Regions from separate parts of the Homo sapiens genome. Here all the other regions are linked to region 1. A link is a loop called in an ENCODE intact Hi-C map of the cell type or tissue named here. Cell type or tissue: Caco-2. All regions are shown on one strand. Each heading gives the region's core, and the rest is flanking DNA. Links, peaks and the distances in the headings are about the cores only.

The links. Hi-C counts contacts between places; a loop is a spot of excess contacts. Peaks named below come from ENCODE experiments on the same cell type or tissue, not always from the same donor. Only the 100,000 strongest peaks of a DNase experiment are listed, where the experiment ranks them.
Region 2: it touches region 1 in a loop (3-fold over the local background); 14 of 110 quality-filtered maps call a loop at or near these places.
Region 3: it touches region 1 in a loop (9-fold over the local background); 13 of 110 quality-filtered maps call a loop at or near these places.

The regions. Positions count from the first base shown.
Region 1 is chr1:185,644,401-185,649,134 of GRCh38, reverse strand. It overlaps GS1-204I12.4 (a long non-coding RNA gene), which reads right to left and starts at 2,626. Exons shown (of 3, transcript NR_188649.1): 1 at 2,337-2,626. The region is part of intron 1 of LOC107985239 (a long non-coding RNA gene); the gene reads right to left. RefSeq lists an enhancer at 2,249-3,162. In Caco-2, for the core only: no CTCF peak of the experiment used is centred there; DNase peaks (open chromatin) are centred at 2,704 and 3,584.
Region 2 is chr1:185,593,337-185,598,070 of GRCh38, reverse strand. The region is part of intron 2 of LINC01350 (long intergenic non-protein coding RNA 1350); the gene reads left to right. All of the region lies in intron 1 of LOC107985239 (a long non-coding RNA gene), which reads right to left. Among named protein-coding and RNA genes, the nearest start is that of LINC01350, 33 kb to the left of the region's middle. In Caco-2, for the core only: a CTCF peak has its summit at 1,809 (motif pointing right); a DNase peak (open chromatin) is centred at 1,810.
Region 3 is chr1:185,583,498-185,588,231 of GRCh38, reverse strand. The region is part of intron 2 of LINC01350 (long intergenic non-protein coding RNA 1350); the gene reads left to right. The region is part of intron 1 of LOC107985239 (a long non-coding RNA gene); the gene reads right to left. Among named protein-coding and RNA genes, the nearest start is that of LINC01350, 43 kb to the left of the region's middle. RefSeq lists an enhancer at 1,542-2,741. In Caco-2, for the core only: no CTCF peak of the experiment used is centred there; a DNase peak (open chromatin) is centred at 2,271.

The DNA of each region.
Region 1 (4,734 bases), core at 504-4,503:
CAGCACTGCCAGCCCGCCTGCCCCACACTTGAATTCTCGCCGGGCCTCAGCCACCTCCCCGCGGGGCAGGGCTTGGGACCTGCAGCCCGCCATGCCCGAGCCCCCCCACAGTGAGCTCCCTGGCGACCTGAGCCTCCCCGACGGGCACTGCCCCCTGCTGCGTAGCACCCAGGCCCATCGACCACCCAAGAGCTGAGGAGTGCAGGCATGTGGCGCGGGACTGGCGGGCAGCTCCACCCGCAGTCCTGGTATGGGATCCACTAGGCGAAGCCAGCTGGGCTCCTGAGTTGGGTGGGGACTTAGAGAACTTTTATGTCTAGCTGGAGGATTGTATATGCACCAATCAGCACTCTGTATCTAGCTAATCTGGTGGGGACTTGGAGAACTTTTATGTCTAGCTAAAGTATGTAAATACACCAATCAGCACTCTGTATCTAGCTCAAGGTTTGTAAATGCACCAATCAGCACTCTGTGTCTAGCCAGATTGTAAATGTACCAATCAGCACCCTGTCAAAACAGACCAATCAGCTCTCTGTAAAACGGACCAATCAGCTCTCTGTAAAATGGGCCAATCAGCAGAATGTGGATGGGGCCAGATAAGGGAATAAAAGCAGGCTGCCAGAGCCAGCAGGGGCAACCTGCTGGGGTCTCCTTCCACACTGTGGAAGCTTTGTTCTTTTGCTCTTTACAATAAATCTTGCTGCTGCTGACTCCTTGGGTCCGCACTGCCTTTATGAGCTGTAACACTCACGGTGAAGGTCTGCAGCTTCACTCCTGAAGCCAGTAAGACCATGAACCCACCAGGAGGGATGAACAACTCTGGACACACCACCTTTAAGAGCTGTAACACTCACTGCAAAGGTCTGCAGCTTCACTCCTGAGGCCAGTGAGACCATGAACCCACTGGGAGGAATGAACAACTCCAGATGGGAGGAATGAACAACTCCGGACAGGAGGAACGAACAACTCCAGACGTGCCGTCTTAAGAGCTGTAACACTCACCGCAAAGGTCTGCAGCTTCACTCCTGAAGCCAGCGAGACCATGAACCTACCAGAAGGAAGAAACTCCGAGCACGTCCAAACATGAGATGGAACAAACTCCAGACACACCATCTTTAAGAACTGTAACACTCACCGCAAGGGTCTGCGGCTTCATTCTTGAAGTCAGTGAGACCAAGAACCCACCAATTCCGGACACATTAGGACTTTTAAAACTTAACCTGAGAGACTGTTTCAGGCCATGACAGGAAGTGGGGGTTGAACAGGCTTCATTATACCTCTCTGGCATTAACATCAACACAGATTTTAAGTCTGATAAGAAGCATTTTACAATCTATTTTCTCTGATGCTTGCTAGCTAAAAGCTTCATCTGTATAGTAAAACTTTGGTCTCTACGACATGTTATCACAACCCAGACATTCCTTTCTGTTGATCCCAGGTCTTTAAACAAACTCAACCAATTGTCAACCAGAAAATGTTTAAATTTCCCTACAGCCTGGAAGCCCCTATTTTGAATGGCCCTGCCTTTGTAGACCAAACCAATGTATTTCTTAAATGTATTTGATTGATGTCTCATGCCTCCCTAAAATGTATAAAACCAAGCTGCACCCCAGCCACCTTGGGCCCATGTTCTCAGGACCTCCCGGGCCATGGTCACTCACATTTGGCTCAGAATAAATCTCTTCAAATATTTTACAGAGTTTAATTCTTTCCATTGACAATTGCATTACAAAAAAGCAAAATCTTTCCATTCAAGTTTTCAGCAAGTAATAATAAAAATTTAAATAAATCAGGGTGTACAGTATATTTAATATTTTGGTTTTTTTATCATTGTACAGCTTTGAGTGAACTAAAGGAATTAACAAATTTATCTTGTTTGTAAGTCTCAAACATTTGTTGGTGTCTCTGTTAAATACATTTTTGGACAATCATTTTAAATATTACAGTCGTGTGGGTAGTGTAGTTCCAGAATAATTTAGAAAACATGGTATCTAGATTTACAGTATGGACCTCTCAGGTAAGATAATAAAGAAGGAAAATCTTTTTAGATGCCCCTGTTTTTAGGAGCTTAGAATTCTCTCTTTTACTTTCTTCCGACCATGATGAATGGGTAGCTTTTTTTTTATTTTTGTTTAAACCTCTTAATTTTTTGTAAACTTTAAATCTGTTATTCAGCACCTCAAAATTTAAAGTATATATGCTCCTATCTTTGAAACTGCAAGTCTTTTTCTCCATTTTTTTTTTGAATTACTGTTAACCTAGGCTCTCACCAATCTATTTGGCATTTACCCACATATTTTGCTTAAGATTTAATTTTAAAAGTTCTGTAAACTTACTGTATCTCCAAAATAACAGCACATCCATAGCTGTCTATTGAGTCAGTTGTATTTCTAAAAGAAACATGTTATTTCATGGCAGCTTCCTTGGTAAATTTCTGGTAGTCACTACGAAATGAAAGGAAGTGGAAAAGGTCGGGGACGGTTAGAAAATAGTTGGGGAGAAGAATCACAGGTTATCACATACTTGAAAGGAATAATCCTGAAGACTCAAAACTTCACAACTCTTTTTGTCCCTGTGCTCCCTAGTGAAAACAGTCTGTGTTAGTCAGAAGCAAGCTCACAAAGCTCATGAATAACTTGCATTCTTATGCTGGAGAACAGCCAATTACCCTGGGACCAAATTCCTGTTTGCTTTGTAGTGAATGTGGGAGACAAGCTGCCTGCCAGTAGCTGTTAAGGCAGTAAAAACACAGCCAGAGGCTATCACAAGGAGGAAATCACAGAGCAAGTTAATTTGTGAACTTCAAGGACAGAGATTAAATATTGTGCAATGAAGCTAATATGGTGGGCTTGTCTGAAAGTAGAATAATCTGGTCTGAAAAGCACCCTTATGAGTTAGCATGATATTTGCATAATGAGTGACACATCATCGTTTCCAGACTTGCTTTTTTTAATGATTGATATCCTTTAAAATTTTCTTCCAAAAAGATTATTGATTCTCTGTTTGGGAAATGCAAGTTTGTTTTACTCTTGATTCTCTCATTCTGATATATCTGGTACAGAGAGTATTAAAGCCAAAAGGACAGTATTTGGGGTAAAATTTGGAAAATCCCAGACCCAATTTGGAAACCAAGATAGCTCATTATACCCTGTTGTTTTATAGAGCCATGTTCAGTGTTTTGAGTACTTGAGGCTGCTCTGAGATCTCTTATTTGCATTCAGAACTTGAGTAGTTTTTGACCAAGGGGAAAAAATGAGAACTGCCAAATCTATTAGCTTGCCCATAACCCCAAATAGTATACTATAGTGTCATTCTCCACAGAGAAAACAGCTTACCGTTTAAATCCTAGAAATTACACACTGACTACTAGGTCACTGTAACCTCACTATGATACCCTTAGGTCACATGTTGTGAGTTTTACAGTTGTTTGGACATAGAGTTTATAAAAAATTAAAATAAAATAAACCTTTGGATAGAGTATAACGTTGGGGCTCAGAAAGCAATAACCCAAACACTGGTGCTATGACAGGCTAAGAGGCCTTAGACGCAGCCCGCAAATCAAGGTCCCTCTAACTTTGCCTTGTCCCTCAGCCCTTGCCTCAAGCACAGGGAGGGACTCTCTCTGGAATTTCCTTATCTGACCAAGAAATCTTCTTTCTAAGAGAAATACAATTGTTTTCCTCCCTTCTCTGAAATCTCATTATCTGTCTCAGAAAAGAAGACTAAGGAATGCAACTACAGGGAGATGGACTTTTTCACAACATAATTCCAGCCTCTAGGGCTCATTCAAATTCCAAAGAGAATCATTTACAAGTTCACTGTTCTCCCTAATAATCATCTGTGGTCCCTCAAAGGAATTGCCTACATTCCCCATCTCTCCCCTCCCCTATGGAAGAGAGTATATAAGCTTCTGTACCACATTGGGTTATTAGGCAATCTTCCTCCTTAAGTTCCCCAGTGCTAACCATGTTAAAACAAACTTTCGTATGCCTTTTCTCCTACTTATCTGTCTTTTGTCAGTTGATTATTAGTGATCCCTTGGAGGGTGAAGGGGAAGTTTTCCCTTGGTTCCTACAATAAGATGGACCAATATTACACTGATTTTTGATGCCATAGCTAATCATATTATATTGAGGTTTGTAAAACTAATGAAGCCTACCAAGATTAGGATTATGGGAGGGCCCTGAATTCTGCTAAAATGTAGATGCTGTTTCTACAATCCCTTACTGCTCAGGAGTTATGTGGCCAGAGGTCATAAGATTCATTGCTTCCCCAGCTGCACCTATAGGTAACATCACTATTGTAGAACTAAGATTGCTCTTTTGAGATGTTTTTCAGACTTACCCAACCTGGACTAGTCACTGATGACTCATCTGTCCTGTGGGCCCCCACCCACCCCACAACCACCCATCCAGAGACAGACTCAATGCACAAAGACTATTTTCCACACCTCTATAATTGCATCCCCAGCCAATCAGCAGTACCCATTCCCTAGTTCTCTTCCCACCAAACTATGCTTGCAAAACCCTAACCTCTGAACGTTCAGGAAGACTGATTTGAGTGATAACTCCAGTTCTTCTGCATAGCTGGCCTTGTGCTAATTAATTAATTATATACCATAGTACCATGGTCTCAGTAAACTGGTTTTGTTTGTGCAGTGGGCAAGAAGAACAGTCAGGCAACTACAGTTGTAATGCCATGGAAAATTGAAATACATCTTGCACATGTCCCATG
Region 2 (4,734 bases), core at 234-4,233, 51 kb after region 1:
TTCTTTTTTTTGTTTTTTATTTTTTTGTTTGTTACATAAATATTGTTACCAGCAGAAAAGCAAACACATAAATAATGCGTAATTTATTTTTAAAAATTGATAACCAGGCAATTTTTTAAGGAATCTATAACAAACTCATATTTTTGAGAAATAAACATGTCTATATGTTTATCATACAGTTATTTCCATCTTTCTTTGCAGTCTTAATTTTTTAAATGCATTTTGCTTTACAATTCAACACTGAATTATTAGACTTTTGTTTGTGACTGCCAGTAATTCTGGTTGGTGTTGATTTAAGTAACAATATCAAAACACATTGCACTACAGCGGAACTAATAGGCCAAGTAGGACTACCCTCAAAATAATGATCTACAGGAATTATTTTTTGCCAAAGTTATTATTGCTTTTTAATGCTGAAAACCAAAACAAAGAAAGCAGGTGAAATAAAACGATAAGGTTTCAGTTATTACGGATAATAACAAAGGATTATTTCTAGGAAATGAATATTTGAGACAGATGAGCCAATTTGATAAGTAGCATTTCAATGTTCCTTTTTTATGAAAAATTTGTAGTAAAAACTCCTTCCACACCAGTCAAGGTGCTTATTTCACAAATTCTCTGGAGAAATATGGGAGTTGATACAAAGGAACTAAAGTACTTAACTGAAGCATTGTCATTAATTAAGAGGAATTGGCCGAAAGTCACACTTTTGCACTAAACAGGTCTTCCAAGCAAATGTATCTTTTAATATAGTACACATGAAAAAAATTATACCTAAGTCTGTGTCTCCTGAGGCACTTAAAAGTAGTATTGGGGACTCCAACAATTATTTTTAATGTTCCAAAATATCAAATGAAAATCACAGTTTTATCTTCGTTAGAATTGCTTGGGATGACTAAAACATCTGTTGCTTGTGGTTGGAATTCAGTCAGCTTGGTGCTTAAACAATGTGTAACTTTTAAGAATATTTTTATTTATAAATACTGAGAAATGATTTATAACATATTGTTTGTGGTTTAAGCAACAAAAATATTTCACGCTATGGGGTAGGGGAAAATAAAAAGGTCTCTGGGTAGAGCTCTGGGTGGTTCCTGCTCAACTTCAACAGCAAATGAAAACCTATAGCAGAAGCTGGGAGGAAAGATATATGTGATTCTCCAAACCCCAGGGGATTTGCAATCAATCACCAAGGAAATGGTAGAAAAGTAGAGATTTTCCCTGGAGTTCACAGATCTGGGATGGCAGGACCCCTTAGGAGCTGAAACCAACCTGTATAATGACCCTCAGTCTCCTTTTCATGAATGTGTATCATAGTTTCCAACAGCTTGAAGGCCAACAGTGAGATCTTACAAATTTTTGTTCTTTTTCAACAATTTTTAAATTAAATAAAATATATATGTGTATATGTCTGTATGTGTGAAAATATCTATCTCTATATAGAGATAGATATAAATATATCTCCAATCAGTGACTGGCATGGCATAAAACTTACAAAAAGATTTCTTCCATGTTTCTGCTTTAGCAAAATAATTCATTTTGATTACTCTCAAAAGAGTTAATGAGTTAATAAAATAATTTTTCTGCAAAGACTTTGAAAGTAATGTATTGCATGTTGAAGGGCAGAAATAAGAGAGTCAAATGCTACCCAAAGCAAGACCATGTCACCCTTCATATCCAGCTATCAATATCCACCTTCTCCATTGTTCTTATTTTTTACCCCTCATATCTTTATTACGTGATACTGGGTCTAGGACTCTGCAAATCAGCTTAACCTGCTGACTCCCTGTCAGCTTCTACCAATAGTGGCCGCTAGAGGGAGGTTAAATGGCAGACTCTTTGCTTTCTTCCTCTTCCTATCATCACCTGAGCAATAATAGCTCTGCATCCTGGGATGGGCAGTTGGCTTCAGTCTCCTCTTTTATTTTAGTATTCTAAGAACTAACCTGAATGTGCCCTCTTAGAGGTACAGGTACCAGCACTAGCTGGGAAGTCTTCCCAGCTCTTCTGAGCTCCTGAGGTACCAGCACGTGCTGGGCAGCAACCAGGCCTGCACCTCCTGTCCTCCACTCCCTGACACATAAGGTTCTGCATTATAGCTCTCTGAGCTGTGAAGATAGGACTTTGTGAGAGACTGGAAGTGAGAGAGAGAGGCAATGCAGACAAAGCTTAAGATTCTGATCTGGAGAGGCAGCAGCTTCTTATAGTCACTCTCTCTTTGTGACCTCAGCATCCCTTCTTTGGGTTTTTATTTCTCCAGTCCTGTTTAACCAACTTCTCATATTAAATTCTCACTGTTGAAATGCCCAATGCAGTTTCTGTTTTCCTGACCAGACTCTTATCGATATACCATATACCCAGAAAACACTTTCTTTTATTGTTTAAAAGAATCAGATGAACCAGCATCCACGTAGACTAAATCATTAATGAGTATAAATAAGCTCCTTAATGTATAGTTACAAGATACTGGGAAAATGACAGACCTAAAATCCAACCTGGCTCCTTTGGAGCTCTCTCTCTTCTCATTCAGCCATCATGCTCCAGCCACACTGGCTGTCTCTGAGGTCCTCAGATTATCCACACTTCCCTCCAGCTCAAAGTCCCCACACATGGTCTTCTCTTTGCCAAGAATACACTTCCTGACATTCAACTTGTTCACACCTATTCCTTTTTAAGATCTAAATTCATTTACCACTTCCTCAGGGGAACCTCCCCAAGACTTTCAGGGAGACACAGACATTTTTATGGCACCCTGTACTTCTGAAAAGATTAGTATTTAAATAAATAATTGGCTAATTAGTTATTAAATCCTAGAATGTAAATTCCCCTGGGGCAAAAACAATTTCTTGCTGTGCTTTAATTGACTCCCTTGCCCTCTGGCTCCCTGCTGGATTTGGCAGAGCAGAAACTATTTCTGTAGACTATTAGCTGTTTCATAACTGTTTCACCAGTTCCTTTAACTACATAGTAGTTAAATTACAAGTGTATAAAATATATTAATTATTGAACACTAACTATGTGCCAGGCATTGTACTAAACACACTGCATGTATTATTTCATTTAATCTTCCCAACAACTCTAAAAGATAGGTACTATGACTACACTGAACAGAGAAGGAGCCTAAGGCACAGCGATGGGAAGTGGCTTGAACAAGGTCGTACAGCTCACAAGTGATGGAGATAGGATTTCAGCCACTCTTACTCCAAGCCTATAAACGAGTGATGGTCTCATTGGGAAAACAAAGCTGATAGTCTCATTGGGAAAACAAAGCTTATACTTCACAGACAGGCAGCATAGGCTAAGTTTGAAAAAGCTAATGCAGACATTCTGTGTTACCAGAGCACAGAGAAAGGGCAAATCTCCAAGGCCAGGGTGATAAGAAAAGTTTCACAGAGTGGCTGGAATTTCAGCTGGACCTTGAAGGTAGGGCTGTACTAGATAAGGAGAAAGAAGGAAGGACATTTAATGCAGAGTAAACAGCCCAATAAAATGTCCTTCAACCCCTTCACCTTCAGGTGACCTTTAAAAGCAAAGAAAGCAATCTGGAAAATATTTAAATGTGTGTGTGTGTGTGTGTGTGTGTGTGTGTGTGTGTGTGTGTGTGTATGTGTTTTAAGGGCTAAGTTTCCTTTTTAAAAGGACTCCCTTTTCAACAGCCAAATAAGCACAGTTACCAATTTATTATAAAGCACTTCTAATCTGAAAGGGACAATCACAAAGAACCGCAAAACAGAGGGATATATGCCAAGGTACAGCTGAGCAAGTGGCAGGCTGCATCAGAGGGCACCAGGACATGATACCTACCATTGGCCACTGCAGATAAGGTGGAACAAAGCCACAGAAAAACTGGCAGAGCAGCATTTGTGCTGCAGAGCTAGGCAGGAAATTTGTCTTCCAAAACTGACACGGGGCTGGGACTCAGGATTCCTGAGCATTCTTAGGATAAAGCCCTGAATAAAAAGAAGGAATCAGGATTTAACTGACAAAATTATTCAAAGGCAGAGCCAAAATAACTTGCTTATAGAAATGGGTTAGGAAGTAGAGTTGTTACTATTAGCAAAGCATAGATGGAAATAGATTATGTTGAAGGATGGGCTTATAGAAAGTGACAAAGTTTAAGGCAGGACCAAAAGACACCTGGATCCAGCCTGATTTCCACCTTCACTTAGGAATAGTAGAAATTTCCTCATTAGCATGGTCCTTTATGGGTCCAGGCTCAAATAAACCAACCTAGGGTTTTCTTCTAGTAAGCCACCTTGATTTTGATATTTATTCCTTTACAAATGATAAAATTTGTCCTACCTTGGAGGAAAACTCATTATCTATTTTTGCATGGTTTTAAAATTTTTTTAATTTAGTTTTACTATTTTATATTAAGTTTAAAGAAACATAATTTCATTTTGATATTTTGTTAAAAAATTCTCCCAGACATTGGTATATGAAATATGATGTATGTACATAGTTCTATAAAAATGAAATTATACATTATATGTTGTTTTTTAAACTCCTTTTTCCACTCAGCAATATGTTTGGACGTCTCTCTATGACAGTAAACACATTTCTTCATCACTTACCATCTATTTTCAGAATGGGAAAATTGAAGCCCAGGGGACTAAAATGACTAATCAAAGCTCCAAAGGAAATCATTTAGAAAAAGCATTCATTAAACATCCATTTTTATGTAACACTACACAAAAAAAGTTAAAACCCATGTAGACCTTAATCAGCATGTATTTA
Region 3 (4,734 bases), core at 387-4,386, 61 kb after region 1:
GTTCCCAATCTCTTCTGCCATGTAGGGTTTCTGCTGAGAGATCCGCCATTAGTCTGATGGGCTTCCCTGTGTGGGTAACCCAACCTTTCTTTCTGACTGCCCTTAACATTTTTTCCTTCATTTCAACCTTGGTGAATCTGACAATTATGTGTCTTGGGGTTGCTCTTCTCGAGGAGTCCCTTTGTGGTGCTCTCTCTATTTCCTGAATTTCAATGTTGGCCTGCCTTGCTAGGTTGGGGAAGTTCTCCTGGATAATATCCTAAAGAGTGTTTTTCAACTTGGTTCCATTCTCCCCGTCACTTTCAGGTACACCAATCAAACGTAGATTTGGTCTTTTCTCATAGTCCCATATTTCTTGGAGGCTTTGTTCATTCTTTTTTACTCTTTTTTCTCTAATCTTGTCTTCTTGCTTTATTTCATTAATTTGATCTTCAATTACTGATATCCTTTCTTTCACTTGATCAAATTGGCTATTGAAGCTTGCGTGTGCCTCATGAAGTTCTCGTGCCATGGTTTTCAACTCCGTCAGGTCATTTAAGGTCTTCTATACACATTTATTCTGGTTAGCCATTCATCTAACCATTTTTCAAGGTTTTTAGCTTCAATGGGTTAGAACGTGCTCCTTTAGCTCAGAGAAGTTTGTTATTACCAACCTTCGGAGGCCTACTTCTGTCAACTCGTCAAAGTCATTCTCCATCCAGCTTTGTTCCTTTGCTGGCGAGGAGCTGCAATCCTTTGTAGGAGAAGAGGTACTCTGGTTTTTAGAATTTTCACCTTTTTTGCTCTGGTTTTTACCCATCTTTGTGGTTTTATCTACCTTTGGTCTTTGATGTTGGTGACCTACAGATGGGGTTTTCGTGTGGATGTCCTTTTTGTTGGTGTTGATGCTATTCCTTTCTGTTTGTTAGTTTTCCTTCTAACAGTCAGGAACCTCAGCTGCAGGTCTGTTGGAGTTTGCTGGAGGTCCACTCCAGACCCTGTTGTCCTGGGTATCACCAGCAGAGGCTGCAGAACAGCAATATTACAGAACAGCAAATATTGCTGCCTGATCCTTCCTCTGGAAGCTTCATCCCAGAGGGGCACCTGCCTGTATGAGGTGTCTTTTGGCTCCTACTGAGAGGTGTCTCCCAGTTAGGCTACATGGGAGTCAGGGACCCACTTGAGGAGGCAGTCTGTCCATTATCAGAGGTCAAACCATGCTGGGAGAACCACTGCTCTCTTCAGAGCTGTCAGACAGGGACATTTAAGTCTGCAGAAGTTGTCTGCTGCCTTTCATTCAGCTATGCCCTGCCCACAGAGGTGGAGTCTATAGAGGCAGTAGGCCTTGCTGAGCTGCGGTGGGTTCCACCCAGTTCAAGCTTCCCAGCCACTTTGTTTACCTACTCAAGCCTCAGCAATGGTGGACGCCCCTTGCAGGGCTGCACCCTCGTAGATTGATCTCAGACTGCTGTGCTAGCAGTGAGCAAGACTCTGTGGGTGTGGGACTTGCCAAGTCTGGCATGGGAGAGAATCTCCTAGTCTGCTCGTTGCTAAGACTGTGGGAAAAGCACAGTATTTGAGCCAGAGTATACCGATTTTCCAGGTACAGTCTGTCACGGCTTCCCTTCGCCAGGAAAGGAAAATCCCCTGACCCCTTGTGCTTCCCAGGTGAGGCGATGCCCCACTCTGCTTTGGCTCACCCTCTGTGGGCTCCACTCACTGTCCAACCAGTCCCAATGAGATGAACCAGGTACCTCAGTTGGAAATGCAGAAATCACCCATCCTCTGCATCGATCACGCTGGGAGCTGCAGACTGGAGCTGTTTCTATTCAGCCATCTTGGAACAGATTCTCTTTCATCAACACATTTTATCACCATTTATTCCACTGCTCAAACCCCAAACCTAGAAAGCACTTATATTCTCCCCTTTCCATCACTCCCTCATACCTAATCTCTCCATGTCTTGGAGAAATTGTAATTTCTTCCAGTTTTCACATCTGTCCTCCTGTTTCTGTGTAGGGGATCAGTCAAGGTGGTGGGAAAAATTATAAAGTTATAAGAAATAGACACAAACCTTCTTGGAAGGCCAGGAGGTTTGCATAGCTTCAGTAAAAGATTTGGCTGAAGGCAGCCTAATCCTCTTTATCTTGAGTTGATAGCAGAAGAGCAAATAACAAAGGAATGTGGGGGAGCTTACCTAAATAGCTTGTTTACTTATATGGTTCTAAGACTGACCTTTGATCTTCCACGGGTGCATGACTGCTCTCTCCGGGGGAGGGCGACCAGATTAATTATCCACAGGTGTGTTGACTCAAAGTCTTTGTCATCAAATCTGTGCTGAACAAATGCCCACAGGGCCAGCTAGTTGGGGCACACGGCTGCTACAACTTTTTTCTGTGTACAGCCCAGCCCCCAGCCGCTCTTTCACTGAATATCAGTGTCTGAGTATGTTATTCTTCCATCGTGCAGCCTACGTCTGCGGGTCAGACCCTGGCAGGTGGTGCCCCATGTGAGGAAAACTACAAAGGATCATAATGGAACCCTCAAAAATAGGGGTGAAAAGGACGGCACAGTCAGTGAGTCAGTAAGTCATTGGTGCCCGCTTGGGATTTCCAAGTTGTGGGGGCATTGTTCAGGCTAGGGTTTCACCATGGGACAACAGTTATCAGCTCAACAGAAACAGTATATAAAAGTATTGAAAGAGCTTCTTAAAAGCTAGTGGAGTCTCGGTTTCTCAGGCTCAATTAAGGGACGTAATGCGAACTGTTGTATTCCATAACCCATGGTTCCTGGAAAAAGGTACACTAGATGTAGAGCTCTGGGAACAAGTGGGGAGAAATCTTAAACAACACCATGTGCAAGGGTAACAGGTCCCAGTAACAGCTTTAATGCTACAGGCTTTAGTCAGAGTGGCTGTGGTCTCATTATACACAGAAGAGCCTAAAATGGGGAAGGAGGAGGAACTGTCACTTACCTTACCACCTCTTTGTCCCTCAGCCCCACTATCACTGGGGCCAAAATAACAAAGAGGAAATGGAGGTCTTGGCTGAGCCTCCTCCTCTAATTGATAGGAAAAAAGACAAGGGATATGCTACAGCTATGGGACCCCATCTTAGGCAAGCAACATTAGAAGGGGAGCTCTTAGCCTGTCCAGTAATGCAAGATCAACAAGGCAATCAGGTATAAAAACACATTTCTTTTAACGTTTATAAAAAGATAAGAAAAGGCATTAGAGGCTGGAGCTGCATGGCTAAGTGGGCAATGGGTGGAAGTAAAGGCTCAGCAGCCGGGAAGCTTGTGGTGCCCCGGGCCGACAGGGTCCTCCCGGCCGGCAGCAGCCACACAGCGGTGGGGGAAGGGAGCAGCACAGACAAAAAGTGGCACAGACAAAAAGCGGTGCCTAGGAAAATGCAATGTGGCCACTGCCCCGGGATCCATGCCACTGCTCTTTGGCTCTGTGGGCATCCCACAGCAAAATTCATGTGTTCCTTGTATACAAGCAACATCCCAGATTATAATTCTCTGCTAAAATATAAGTAAAACTTAAGAATTTAAAAGACCTCTTTCTAATAATGGCCACTGTTATGTATCTCCTACCCCTAACGTGGCTCTCTCAAAATCCAATTTAAGTAGAACAGTAACCTTTAAAGGGGGAGAAATTACAAGGAGGCCAAGAATTAGTTGAGGAGCAATTAAAAACAGGTCATATAGAATCATCAAACAGCCCTTGGAATTTGCCCATTTTCATCATTCCCAAAAAGTCTGGTATATGGAGACTTTTGCATGACTTACATGCTATTAATGCTAATTTACAACCTATGGGGCCCCTTCAACAGGGCCTTCCCTCCTCCACAGCAATTCCTCAAGATTGGCCTATAATTGTTATTAATTTAAAAGACTGCTTTTATACTATTTCACTTGCAAAGCAGGACAGAGAAAAATTTGTGTTTACAATACCAGCTATCAATAATGAAACGCCAGCTTGCCAATTTCATTAGCAAGTGCTTCCTCAAGGAACGCTGAATAGTCCTACCATGTGCAGGTATCAAGTAAATCAAGCTTTGCTCCCCAGTAGAAAAGAATTTCCTGATTGCAAGGTTATTCATTTTATAGATGATATTTTACTACCAGCCCCAACAGAGCAAATGTTTTTAAGTCTATATACCTCTGTCGTAAAAAATACACAGTTAAGATGTTTAATCATAGCACCTGAAAAAGTACAGATGTCTTCTCCTTGGAAATTTCTTGGATACATACTAACTTCCTGGTCAGTAAGACCTCAAAAGTTTAAATTAAATACTAGCAACTTATACACCTTAAATGATTATCAGAAATTGCTAGGCGATATTAACTGGCTTCACCCCACCTTGGACATGTCTACAGATAAGTTGCAAAACCTGTTTTCTATCTTAAAGGGCAATACAGCCCTGGATTCTCCCAGGTATTTAACCCCTGCAGCAAAAAGGGAAATTGAAAAAACAGAACAAGCTATCTCTCAAAGGCAACTAGATTGCATTGATCCATGGTATTCAATTCAATTGTTAATTTTTCCCACTAAACACTCTCCTACAGGGTTAATAGGACAGATGACTCCAGGACTGCGCTTTCTAAAATGGGTTTTTTTGCTCACATACTGGAACTAAAACACTTTCTCCCTACATCCAGTTAATCAGTAAAGTAATCTATTCAGGCCACAGACAATGCAATCAGTTGCTAGGTTATGATCCTGATATCATCAGGATTCCTTTAAGTAAG